Linked DNA regions of Homo sapiens: region 1 is linked to region 2. A link is a contact called in ENCODE Hi-C or POLR2A ChIA-PET data. All regions are on one chromosome and are shown on one strand. Each heading gives the region's core, a stretch centred on a gene start or an enhancer-like site at or near the end of the contact. The rest is flanking DNA. Distances are from core to core; before and after follow the strand shown.

Region 1 (5,297 bases), core at 1,355-3,854, 1.8 Mb before region 2:
AAGGAAAAAATTCTGTCCTACCCCTCTGTTCAGCGAAGTCTACACATGAAGGCCTCACGGGCACTGCCTCTCCAATCCTCAGTCCAGTGGATGGACAACGTAAAATGGTTAAGATTAGAACACAGTTGATAAGAGCTGGAAGAACTCCTAAACTAGACTGGACTGGCAGAGAGGCCCCCTGGAGGAGAGGACACCTAGAGTCTTACAAAGGCACAGAGGCAGACAGTATTGGGAGCCATCAGAGGGGACTATGTACCTCCCAGCAATTGCTGCCTGAGGTAGGCAGAAGAGCCTCCCAAAAGTGTCCATGCCGTAATACCCAGGACTCGTGAATATACTGTATTATATGGCAAAAGGGGCACTTGCAAACATGATTATGGTTACAGACCTCAAGAGGAAGAGTACTCTGGATTATCCAGGTGAGCCCGGCCTAACTCCATGGGCCACGAAGAGCAGAGAATTTTCTCTGGCTGGAGGCGGAGGAGAGAAGCAGCAGGAGAGGAAGGCAGAGAGATTCCAAGTATGAGAAGAATTCAACCCCATTGCTGGCTCTGAGATGTAGGAAGCTGCATGAAAGAACCAGAAAGAAGCCTCCAGCAACTGACAGCCAGCAAGGGAACAAGGACCCCAGTCCTACATAAAAAATTGGATTCTACCAACGAACTGAATGAGCCTGAGAACAGATTCCTTCCCAGAACCTCCAAATAAGAGCCCAGCCGGCAGGCTGTTTGATTTTGGCCTCGTGAGAGAGACCCACAGCGGAGAAACCAGCAGAGCCAATGGGGATTCCTAACCTACAGAACTGAGACAATCAATTTTTTGTACTGACCAATGAATTTGCAGTAATTTGTTACAGTGGCAATACGAAACACATGCTGCTGAATAAAGTTTCAGGTAAGAGTGGCTGAGGCTGAAGTGTCAAGGTCACGGGCAGTAAAAATAAATGCCAGAGATTTAACGAACGCTGAGGACTAGTAGGTTCCCATCCATCCAGTCTCTATGCTCTTTCACAGTTATTTGTCTCAGCATAAATAGCTCTCTTTATGTTGGGGAAAAGGCTTATGGCATGCCTGTATAAACTGGCCATAAAAATATGAGACAATAAGTTGTGGAAAGCCACAAGAGGCCTCTGAGGAGGAAAGCCTTCTTATTGTCATGATGTTCCCATGCTCTGGGCGAGACCTACTGTCTTACCTATAAACACTGTGTTCAAGGAGAAAGACACTCCTTTGAATCACTACAATGTGGTCAGACATGCAGGCTCCTAGTTAAGCACGCTCCCACTGGTTATTCTCCGACAAGTTAAAGATAACGCTGTTTGAGCACAAAGGAGATTCATTTAAACCGCCACTGCTATAGATGACATGTATGATGCACTGTCTCCCTTTCACCCTTTCGCCCCGAACGTCCGCTTCTTAGATCTAAGTGATTGTACTCAATAGTGTGGAGACCAGAGCTCCCAGGCTTTGGCAGCCTCCATTTTGCAATTGGCCCCCTGGCCCCCAATCTTTATGCACTCTTAACCTGTCTCGTCTCATTCCTTCGTCGCCACCGGACTTTGAGTACCCTACGGGTGGTGTTGAGGCTGGTCCCCAACACTTTTACACCTACAGCTTTACCTGCTAAACTCCTAGGTATTACGCAATATCCAGCTAGTCCTTCACTGTCTCTTTGAAGCCTTCCAGACACCACCCCAATCAATTATCCCATCTTCTGTACTAAGGACACACATTTCTATGCGCCCACTCAAAAAACTATGAAACACCTAACAACCTCCCTAGGACATCGCAGAGGAACTAGTACCCTTAGGACTTTTTCATTGACCCGAGGTTCTATGAATGCTTTTTTATCTAATCATATCCGTCCACTATCAAAACACTCTTACCTTGCACGACTATTTCCCTCCTGGGAGTTGTAAGGGGGCAATGTGGGCTAGTTTTCGGGATGACGGTTCTGAGAACCACGTCGAGCTCACGCTGCGCCTCTGGCTGCGATCCCGCCCCGGAGCTGGTGAGGAAGGCCAGCAACTCCGAATTGCCACGGGCGAGACTTTGGGAGAAATCCTCCCAAAGCGAATCCAGATCTGCGGCGGGGAAGTCGCCCTCCCTTCCTTCAGCATGGCCGGGGTGCCCGGAGTCCCTCAGGGGCACTGAGGCGGCTTCCCTCTGTGCCTCCTCTTGCTGGCACTGGCCCTGGGCCTCCTCAAGTTCGCAACATGCCGTGCCCTGCTCGGGTCCTGATAGCGACCTGGGACCCGGGCCCCCTCCGGGGGAACCCTGGCCGGGTCCCGGACCCCGCTCCTTCTGCTCCGAGCCTGCGCTAGTCCCGGGGCCGCGGGCCTCCGCGCAGGGCAGGGCGGCGCTCCAGCGGGCCTCCAGGCGGGCGCCGCAAAGCCGTTTGTTTGCCACCTGCGGCCTCTCCAGCCACACTTCGACCGCAGCCCAGAAGCCCTGTGGGAGAAGCGCGCCTGGGTAGCTGATCCCGGTACGGCCCACCTCAGCCATGGCAGCCAGCAGGTGTACAGCCCTGGCAGCGGCGCGCCGAGATGACGCAGCCCGGTGGCGCGGCGCGTTGACGTCATGGAGGCGGGGTGCTGGGACCGGAAATGAGAATGGCGCCGCTGGAGATCCTTTCCTGCTTTTGGTTTCCCTGGCAGGGGTTGAACTGTGGAGTGTGTGGGTGAGGAATTTGACCTGTGTTTTATTCCCTTTTGAGAGAATTCTGGGCGTGGTATAGTTACAGAATCAAACATCAGCCAGCCAGCGGGTGTGGAACGCATTGTCCTCAGTACTGATTACCGATAAAAGTCAGGGAGCCTAAGTTTGTGAACGTAAAAGATGAGTCCTCTTATGAAAGCTAACTTTTCTCCACTTGGGTTCTGGTTTGCTTTTAGTGCTGGCATTACAGCCAGTGCCTTCCTAAGTCTGAGTGCAGCCATGGCTGTTTCATAAGAATGATGTAACGTTGTCCCATGAGGGATGAAAGTCATCTGTCACCTACTGTAGCAGGACAAGCCACAGACAAAACTCCTCAGACACCGGATTAAAGAAGAAAGAGGTTTATTCGGCCGGGAGCATCGGCAGACTTGCGTCTTAAGAGCTGAGCTCCCCAAAAAAGAAATTCTTGGCCTGTTTAAAGGCTTACGACTTTAAGGGTCCACGTGAAAGGGTCGTGATAAATTGAGCAAGCATGGGAAACGTGACTGGGGGCTACATGAATCAGCTAACAGAACAGAAAGTTTTGCAATGCTTTTTTCATACAATGTCTGGAATTTACAGATAACACAAGTAGTTTAGGTCGGGGGTTGATGTTATTATTATTATTTTTTTTAACTCCTAGGGCCACGTGGTGGTGCCAAGGTTGTCTGGCTATTTATCTGACTTTTGTTTCTTTCTAACTTTTTGCTTTCTCTCTTTTCCTCCTGTCTTATGAACTAGGCAAGGTGGCAGGGAGGAGGGCAGCAGGAGTAGTAGTGGTCTCCTTATCCCTTCCTTTGAGAATTTTCACAAATTAGTGGGAGTTCTCGCTTTTATTTTTACTTTGAGTCTCTTTGGGAGACAGAGTGATAGTGTTTTATGTAATACACTTGCAGTGAGGGTTTTAAATTCTCTTATAGCTGGAAACTATCTTTTAAATAAAGACCTAGGATCAAACCTGTGTTAAACCAGTACAGGCACATGTGCCAACTTTGTCATGTCCTAAGCAGGTTAGTTTTTTTACTGGGTCTTAAAAGCTTTTTTCCTAGCAAGCAACACAGTATTTCTTAATAATAGGAGTTTTTAAGAGCCAAATGCTTGAACTTGGCATCTGCTTGGGGAAAGAGTTAAAGTAATCTTGAGGCATTAAATCTTTTGCTTCTCAAGGCCATTGGTCTCTCATGTTAGCCTTTTTATAAACATAACATGAAGAAACGTCTAGGCTGCTGGCAATGTTTTCAGCCAGCTGAGCAAATAGGTTGTTTGTTTGTTTTGCTAAAGGAGGAGGCTCTTGTAACTTCTGGTTTATGTGTTTAAAGAATGACTTAAAGACTCGGAATTGTTGCTGGGCTGGACGGGTCTGGGTTTCCTGACTAAGTAGTATGTGTACAATGGGGACACCTTATATAGGTGTTTCTTCTAGCATGGTTATGGGGGGTAACAATAACAAAACAATATACAGCATATTTGTATCCAGCAAGGACAAAAGAGGTCCTTACCTGGGAAAAAGATTGAATACAGTGACAGAACAATAGGAAAACAGTATTACAGGAAAACTATTAGTCTTAAGATTTTTAACTACGTTTACTTGCTTGACAAGTCCTCAAGCTTCGGCCATGCGTAGACTATTCAGCTGCCAGTGCGTGACTAGAGCCGGGCTTGTTGTTTCTTCAAGCTTCAGCCGTGTGTAGACTGGTCAGCCTCCGGAGTGACCAGAGCAGGGCTGTCGTCCTCAGCAACAGCTTGGTCTCGTCTCCGAATCAGCCGGGTAGGAAGATCTGTGTCCTGCTGGCTGGTCTACTTGTCCTGAGCTGCCAGTGTTAGCTGACTGTGATGGATCTAAGACACAACACCTGCAACTTTTAACAGCAGTGGGAGTGGAAAAGATTACAGTATAAGGCCCATCCTATATGGGTCCTAGAAAAATTAGATTTTACTTTTTAACTTAAACAGAGTCACTAGATTTAAAGGGGTGTCAGGCTTATAGGCATTTTTATGTATTTAATTATAAACACTTTGTATGGCTATTTCTAAAATCTGCATTTGCTTTCTTAAGGTTAATTCCTTTAGTTCTTGGAGGTCACCTTTAATTTGACCTGTGATTTGGGGGTGGCCGACCGAACAAAATCTTATAGGGTAAATACCTAGTTTGTTTGGTGAGGGTGCAGCTGACTTGAAGGAGGACCATAGGCAAAAGCCTGATTTTATCTTAAATGAATTTCCTGGCAATATTTTTTTCAGTAGCTGCTCGAGTGTCCAGTTCATGCACTCCACTTTTTCTTGAACTTTGCAGCCAATAGGCTGTGTGTAACTTCCATTTTATTTTTAACAGTCTTGTTAAATCCTGCCCTATTTCAGCTACAAATGCTGGCCTATTGTCTGACTTTAAAGTTAGAGGCAGTCTAAACCTGGGGATAATGTCTTTTAACAATACTTTAGTCACTTCTTGTACTTTTTCTGTCCTGGTGGGGAAAACTTTAACTTACCCTGGAAAGGTGCAAACAAGCACTAGCATGTACCGATAGCCTCCAGCATGAGGCAGTTCTGTAAAGTCTATAAGCAAGTTTTCACAAGGTATGGCTCTTTTTCCTGTTTAAGTTT
Region 2 (5,428 bases), core at 1,551-4,050:
TACCAACTAGGTTGCCCAGAAAGTGGACTCCAAGATGAAAACTAGATGCACGTTTTTTAGGGATTAACACTTGTGGAAGAGGAGGAATGCAAGGCTGGGACGGGGGAGGAGGTGGGCTGCGTGATGTAATCCTAACAAAAGCCTCAGCAGACCCCACAAGCTCAGAAGCCACCATGTCCCTCAAAGTTGTCCCAAATTGGGGTAAGAGAAATAGCGACCTGAGATTTCCAGCCCATTACTCACTAGATGTAGGCTACCCAGGGAAAAGGGCATGACTTTGGCTAACGCAGCTCTCCTCTGAAAAGGCACTGCCCAGAGGGCTAACCAGCTGAAGGGTGTTTGTCAGCAACACTTCTAGCAGCTGAGGCAGAAAGGCTTCAATCTGGAAGGAGGGTGGGGTATCACATCTCCTCTATGTCATCCCTCACCCTGCAACTGTAATCGCTATATTCCCAGTGCAAGGCCTAGAAAACAATGTTCCAATTGGAAAGACTGAAGGTGCTTTGGCTCTCTGAAGGCAGAGGCCTGGACCACAGGATTACATGTGGTTTCTTCCCACACTAAGAACCAAGTGTGTTTCTTCCTCACCCGGTTCCCAACAGCAGAGAGAGAAAGCTTCCCTTTGATTAGAGACTAAGAGCCTCAGAAACCGTTAAGATGTTCACCCTCCATTTGACAGTGAGAACCATCTGGGAGACAGCAGATTTCATTCTTAAAGGACTAACATTTCTCAATAACCTTTTAGGTCTTTCGTCTTTTCAAGCAAATGAATACTTTTATTAACATGGTAAGTTTTTGTTTGTTTTAACATGGTAGGGTTCTGACCTCAAATATTTGTTAGGTCTGCTACTCAAATGAACTTACAGCTGGACAACGTATGAACCTTGAAGATGCCTCTTCTAGTCCAGTTTAGGGTCCAATGCAGACAGTTCCATACTGTCATCCCCAAGCCCCTCAAGGGCCTTTGCCAATCTTTCATTTTATGCCAAGTCCTCTAAAACGCATCAGGGTATTACATCAACTTGTACAGAATATCAAGATCTTATCTTCTATTTTAGGTTCCATGTCAAATAAAGCTGAGTTAGGTTGTCCAAACAAACTCACCAGACAGGTTACATAAGATAGTGTACCACAACAAATTTAAATTTTGAACAAAACACATCTCTCCTCCTTTGGTCTCACACAGAAATTAAAGTCTCCAAATACAGACAATACTATCCATTCTCCAGCTCTTCTCCAGATTCACGAGTCCCAGCCAGGTCGGCCCATCCACACTCCCCGTTGAAGTCTGGTCCTTTCTTCAGTAGTTGCTGCATGGAGTCGTCTTCCAGAATTAATGCAGCTCCTTCAGCACCTCCAGAGCTGGAGAACTCCAACTGTGAGTCTCATGTGTCACACACAGACCCAAAGTTCCAGGGAGCTATCAGGTCACACAAGAAATAGCAAAGCACCTCAAAAATTTAGAAATAACCACCAAAGCCCGGGAACAAATGTGACTGCTGCAAGAGCTTACAATCTAGGCCCTAATTCCTGTATGTGAGAGCATTTTCAAACAAAATTACTTCCCAAACAAAAACACGTTAACAATCGAAACTCATATTGAGGTCATCAACCACAGACCATAGCAGAAAACGTAGTGTTAAGTGAGACAGAGCATAGACAGGAAAAAAGAGAAAACAAAAGGCTCTCTGGTTTCGGCTTCTCCAGGGTGTCAGCCAATCTCCACCAGTTGACCAGAATCCATTGGCTGGAAACCTAAAGCACAATGGGAAGAAATTCATCATCGAGAGGTTAATCCCAGGCACAACGACCCCCAAACCCTCACGAACGCCACTGTGCAGGACGCCACCTCTTCTGGCCACCACCTGACTCACTCCAGTCTCTAGCAACGTTGACTTGTCCAACGTCTTCCCCGAAAATCCTCTATTTCCACCCCCGCTTGCTGGACGGCCCGGGACCTTGTCCGTTTCTGTTTCCTTGGCGACTCTGAGATTTATGACCCTTCCACTGAACACGCATCACGCCCAAACCCGGCCACTCTGATTATCCCACGCCGCCACCGTCAAAAAACAAAACACGAAGACGGGGCCCAGATCGGCCCTGACCCGAGCACGCCTTTATTCTCCCGCCCCACCCCCGATTCCGGTGCATCTCGATGAAATCATCGCTCTCGAAGAGCGGCCAAGCTGGGGCCGCTCCTCGGCCTGGCGCGGGTGCCCGACTTACCGCCGACCGCGCTCACGACGACTCGCTCTTCTCTATCCGCCGGACCAGCTCCACCAGCATCTCTGCCATCTTCGCAATCTCCTTGGCCTTCTCCTCGGCCTTCTCGCACCTCTTGGCCGCCCGGCCCTCGGCCGCGTCGCCCGGGTTCTGGAGGTGGTTGAGGGCGCTCTCCTCCGAGGCCTCCACCTGCGTTTTGATCTGGATGAGCATATTGTCCATCTCCCACAGCTTGCTCCGGTTCCGCAGGTACGCCCGCCCGTGCTCGCGCGTCAGCGACGCGATGTCCTCGCGCATCTCGTTGATGACCGGGAGCAGAAACTGCTCGAAATCCTCCTCGGGCTCCAGCACCTCCACTTCCTCCGGTTCCGCCAGCTCGACGATGTCCAGGGGCCGCATCTCTTCCCACTGCCTCGGAACCGCAATAGCGATGTCTGTTGGAGAGAGAAAACCGACACTCGCTATGCTTAGCAATAGAGAGCCCGAATATTCCTGAAAACTTTTACCCTTTTTCAACTTTTCTTCTCAGAGAAGCCACGGACAAGCGACTTACGCGCAGAGTAACGGCGAACAAAATGGAGTCCCGGCCGTCAACCAGCGCTCTGCGCGTTGCGGCCCCTTTCACGACACAGCCGGGCCTCTTTACGGTCAGGGGGGCGAGCTGCGGGCGCGCGCACGTCTAGAAAGAGAGGCACCGGCGGCGGCGTCGCGGCCGCACGGACGCGCACGCAGGCACGCGCAGGTACGGGACCGCACGCTCTCGCTCGTTCCTGCTTTCCCGTTACCTCTGTGCGTCACCCCTGTTTTACCCTGTGTTTGGAGGGTGGCCTCTTCTGGGTGTTTCCCTCCGATAGGGCTTCTTGAGCACGCGAGTTTACATTTTTTAAAAAGGCCTCCCGCACTTCCCAGGCGCGGTGGCTCACGCCTGTAATCTCAGCACGTTGGGAGGCGAGGTGGGTGGATGGCTTGAGGTCAGGAATTCGAGACCAGCCTGGCCGACATGGCGAGACCCCGTCTCTACCAAAAATACAAAAATTAGCCGGGCGTCGTGTTGCACGCGTGTAACCCCAGCTGCTTGGGAGGCTGAGACAATCGTTTGAAAACGGGAGGCGGAGGTTGCAGTGAGCCCATATCGCGCCACTGCTCTCCAGCCTGTGCATCAGAGTGAGACTCCGTCGCAAAATAAATAAATAAAATATAAATGAAAATTAAAAAGGGCCTTCCACACTAGAAGAGGAGGATCCTACGTGATAATGCAGCTACCCCAGGTGGACGCTTAAAGCCCCTTCCTTTCACGCAGGGGGACCTGAGTCCCCTCAGCCGTTTTATTTACTTTTTTTTTTTTTTTTTTTGGAGACAGAGTCTGGCTCTATCGCCCAGGCTGGAGTGCAGTGGCACGATCTCGGCTCACTGCAAACTCCACCTCCGGGGTTCACACCATTCTCCTGCCTCAGCCTCGCGAGTAGCTGGGACTACAGGCGCCTGCCACCGCACCCGGCTAATTTTTTGTATTTTTAGTAGAGACGGGGTTTCACCGTGTTAGCCAGGATGGTCTCGATCTCCTGACCTCGTGATCCATCCACCTCGGCCTCCCAAAGTGCTGGGATTACAGGCGTAAGCCACCGTGCCGGGCCTTATTTACTTATTATTATTTAAAAAGTTTTTTTTTTTTATTGAGGCAGGGTCTCGGTCTGTCGCCCAGGCTGGAGTCCAGTGGTGGGATCATGGCTCACTGCAGCCTTGATCTTCTGGCCTCAAGTGATCCTTCCACTTCGGGCCTCCCAAAGTGCAGAGATTACAGGCATGAGCCGTGCGCCTGGCCCTTTCTGCCTTTTTAAAGAGTAGTTTTCCTTCTTCCTTGGATGACAGTCAGAAGGGTCTGGGTGTCTTTTCACCAAACCGGCCTCCCCACACCCCAAGGTGGAGCCTGGCTGCTCCGTCCTGAGGCCCCAGCAGACCCATGTTCAGTGTGTGGTGCAAGGCGCTGTCCAGAGCCTCTGAGCCCTTCCACTGGATCCTAGGCTCTTTGGGGTCTTAGCTCTGTGGCCTTAATGCCCTAACGCCCTGGGCAGAGCTTGGCGCATATTGGTAAATTTGCCTTAACATCCACTCAACACAGAATGAGGAGAGATACGTTAATTTCCTAGCTTGTTGTCCCATTCCCAAACATCAATAAACTTTTCAGAAATCCAGCTTACATAAATCCCATGGATTTGGCTTCCATTTTCAAGGTAAAGGGACACATCACAGTTTTGACTACAGCAGAATTAAGGATTCAGAGAAACGTAAGTATATGTTTTGTTTTGACTTTTCTCAGGTTCTTAATATTTTGGTTGCTCTTGTAAAAACCCAACTTTGGGGCTTGTGTGAAAGGAAAATAAATCTTGGGACCCCATAATCACTAAACCAAAGGGGACAGTCAAGCTGGGAACTGCATCAGGCAAACCTGCCTCCCATTCTATTCCTAAAAAAGATAGCTACTAAGATTAAAAAGCTACCTACCTCCCTCACAAGGAAATTCCTTGTGGACAAATGACAGAACTCGGAGCCACCCATCTGCTCACTGAGATAGATGCATCTCTGACTGCCTCCTTTGGAAAGGCCAATCAGAAACTCAAAAGAATGCAACTGTTTGTCTCTTATCTACCTATTAACTGAAAGCCCCTGCCCTGCTTCAAGTTGTCTGGCCTGTCTGGACCAAACCAATGTACATCTTACATATATTGATTGATGTCCCATGTCTCCCTAAAATGTATAAAACTAAGCTGTACCCCAACCACCTTGGGCACATGTCATCAGGACCTCCTGAGGCCATGTCATGGGTGTGTGTCCTTAACCTTGGCAAAATAAACTTTCTTTTTTTTTTTCACATTTCTTTCATTTTTTTTATTATTATTATACTTTAAGTTTTAGGGTACATGTGCACAATGTGCTGGTTAGTTACATATGTATACATGTGCCATTCTGGTGTGCTACACCCATTAACTCGTCATTTAGCATTAGGTATATCTCCTAATGCTATGCCTCCCCCCTCCCCCCACCCCACAACAGTCCCCAGAGTGTGATGTTCCCCTTCCCGTGTCCATGTGTTCTCATTTTCAATTCCCATCTATGAGTGAGAACATGCGGTGTTTAGTTTTTTGTCCTTGCGATAGTTTACTGAGAATGATGATTTCCAATTTCATCCATGTCCCTACAAAGGACA

The links. Hi-C counts contacts between places; a loop is a spot of excess contacts on that map. ChIA-PET counts read pairs that join two places held with the same protein, here RNA polymerase II (POLR2A). Pooled maps may share reads with other maps.
Region 1: a map with no recorded cell type shows a loop between it and region 2 (9-fold over the local background). The contact joins the promoter of ACOX3 here to the promoter of MRFAP1 in region 2. A Hi-C loop is called at or near these places in 2 of 37 single-sample maps with no recorded cell type and 8 of 50 pooled maps. POLR2A ChIA-PET finds 5 or more read pairs at or near these places in 1 of 52 experiments (MCF 10A).

What each region holds. Positions count from the first base shown.
Region 1 is chr4:8,438,030-8,443,326 of GRCh38, reverse strand. ACOX3 (acyl-CoA oxidase 3, pristanoyl) reads left to right here and starts at 2,604. Exons shown (of 18, transcript NM_003501.3): 1 at 2,604-2,679. TRMT44 (tRNA methyltransferase 44 homolog) reads right to left here and starts at 2,550. Exons shown (of 11, transcript NM_152544.3): 1 at 1,886-2,550. The coding sequence starts at 2,504. RefSeq lists silencers at 2,137-2,196, 2,247-2,456 and enhancers at 1,925-2,658, 2,477-2,716.
Region 2 is chr4:6,638,057-6,643,484 of GRCh38, reverse strand. MRFAP1 (Morf4 family associated protein 1) reads right to left here and starts at 2,800. Exons shown (of 2, transcript NM_033296.3): 1 at 2,227-2,800; 2 at 756-1,755. The coding sequence starts at 2,622. The coding sequence ends at 2,239. LOC124900653 (a long non-coding RNA gene) reads left to right here and starts at 2,864. Exons shown (of 2, transcript XR_007058007.1): 1 at 2,864-2,965; 2 at 4,455-5,428. RefSeq lists a silencer at 1,763-1,832 and an enhancer at 3,806-4,600.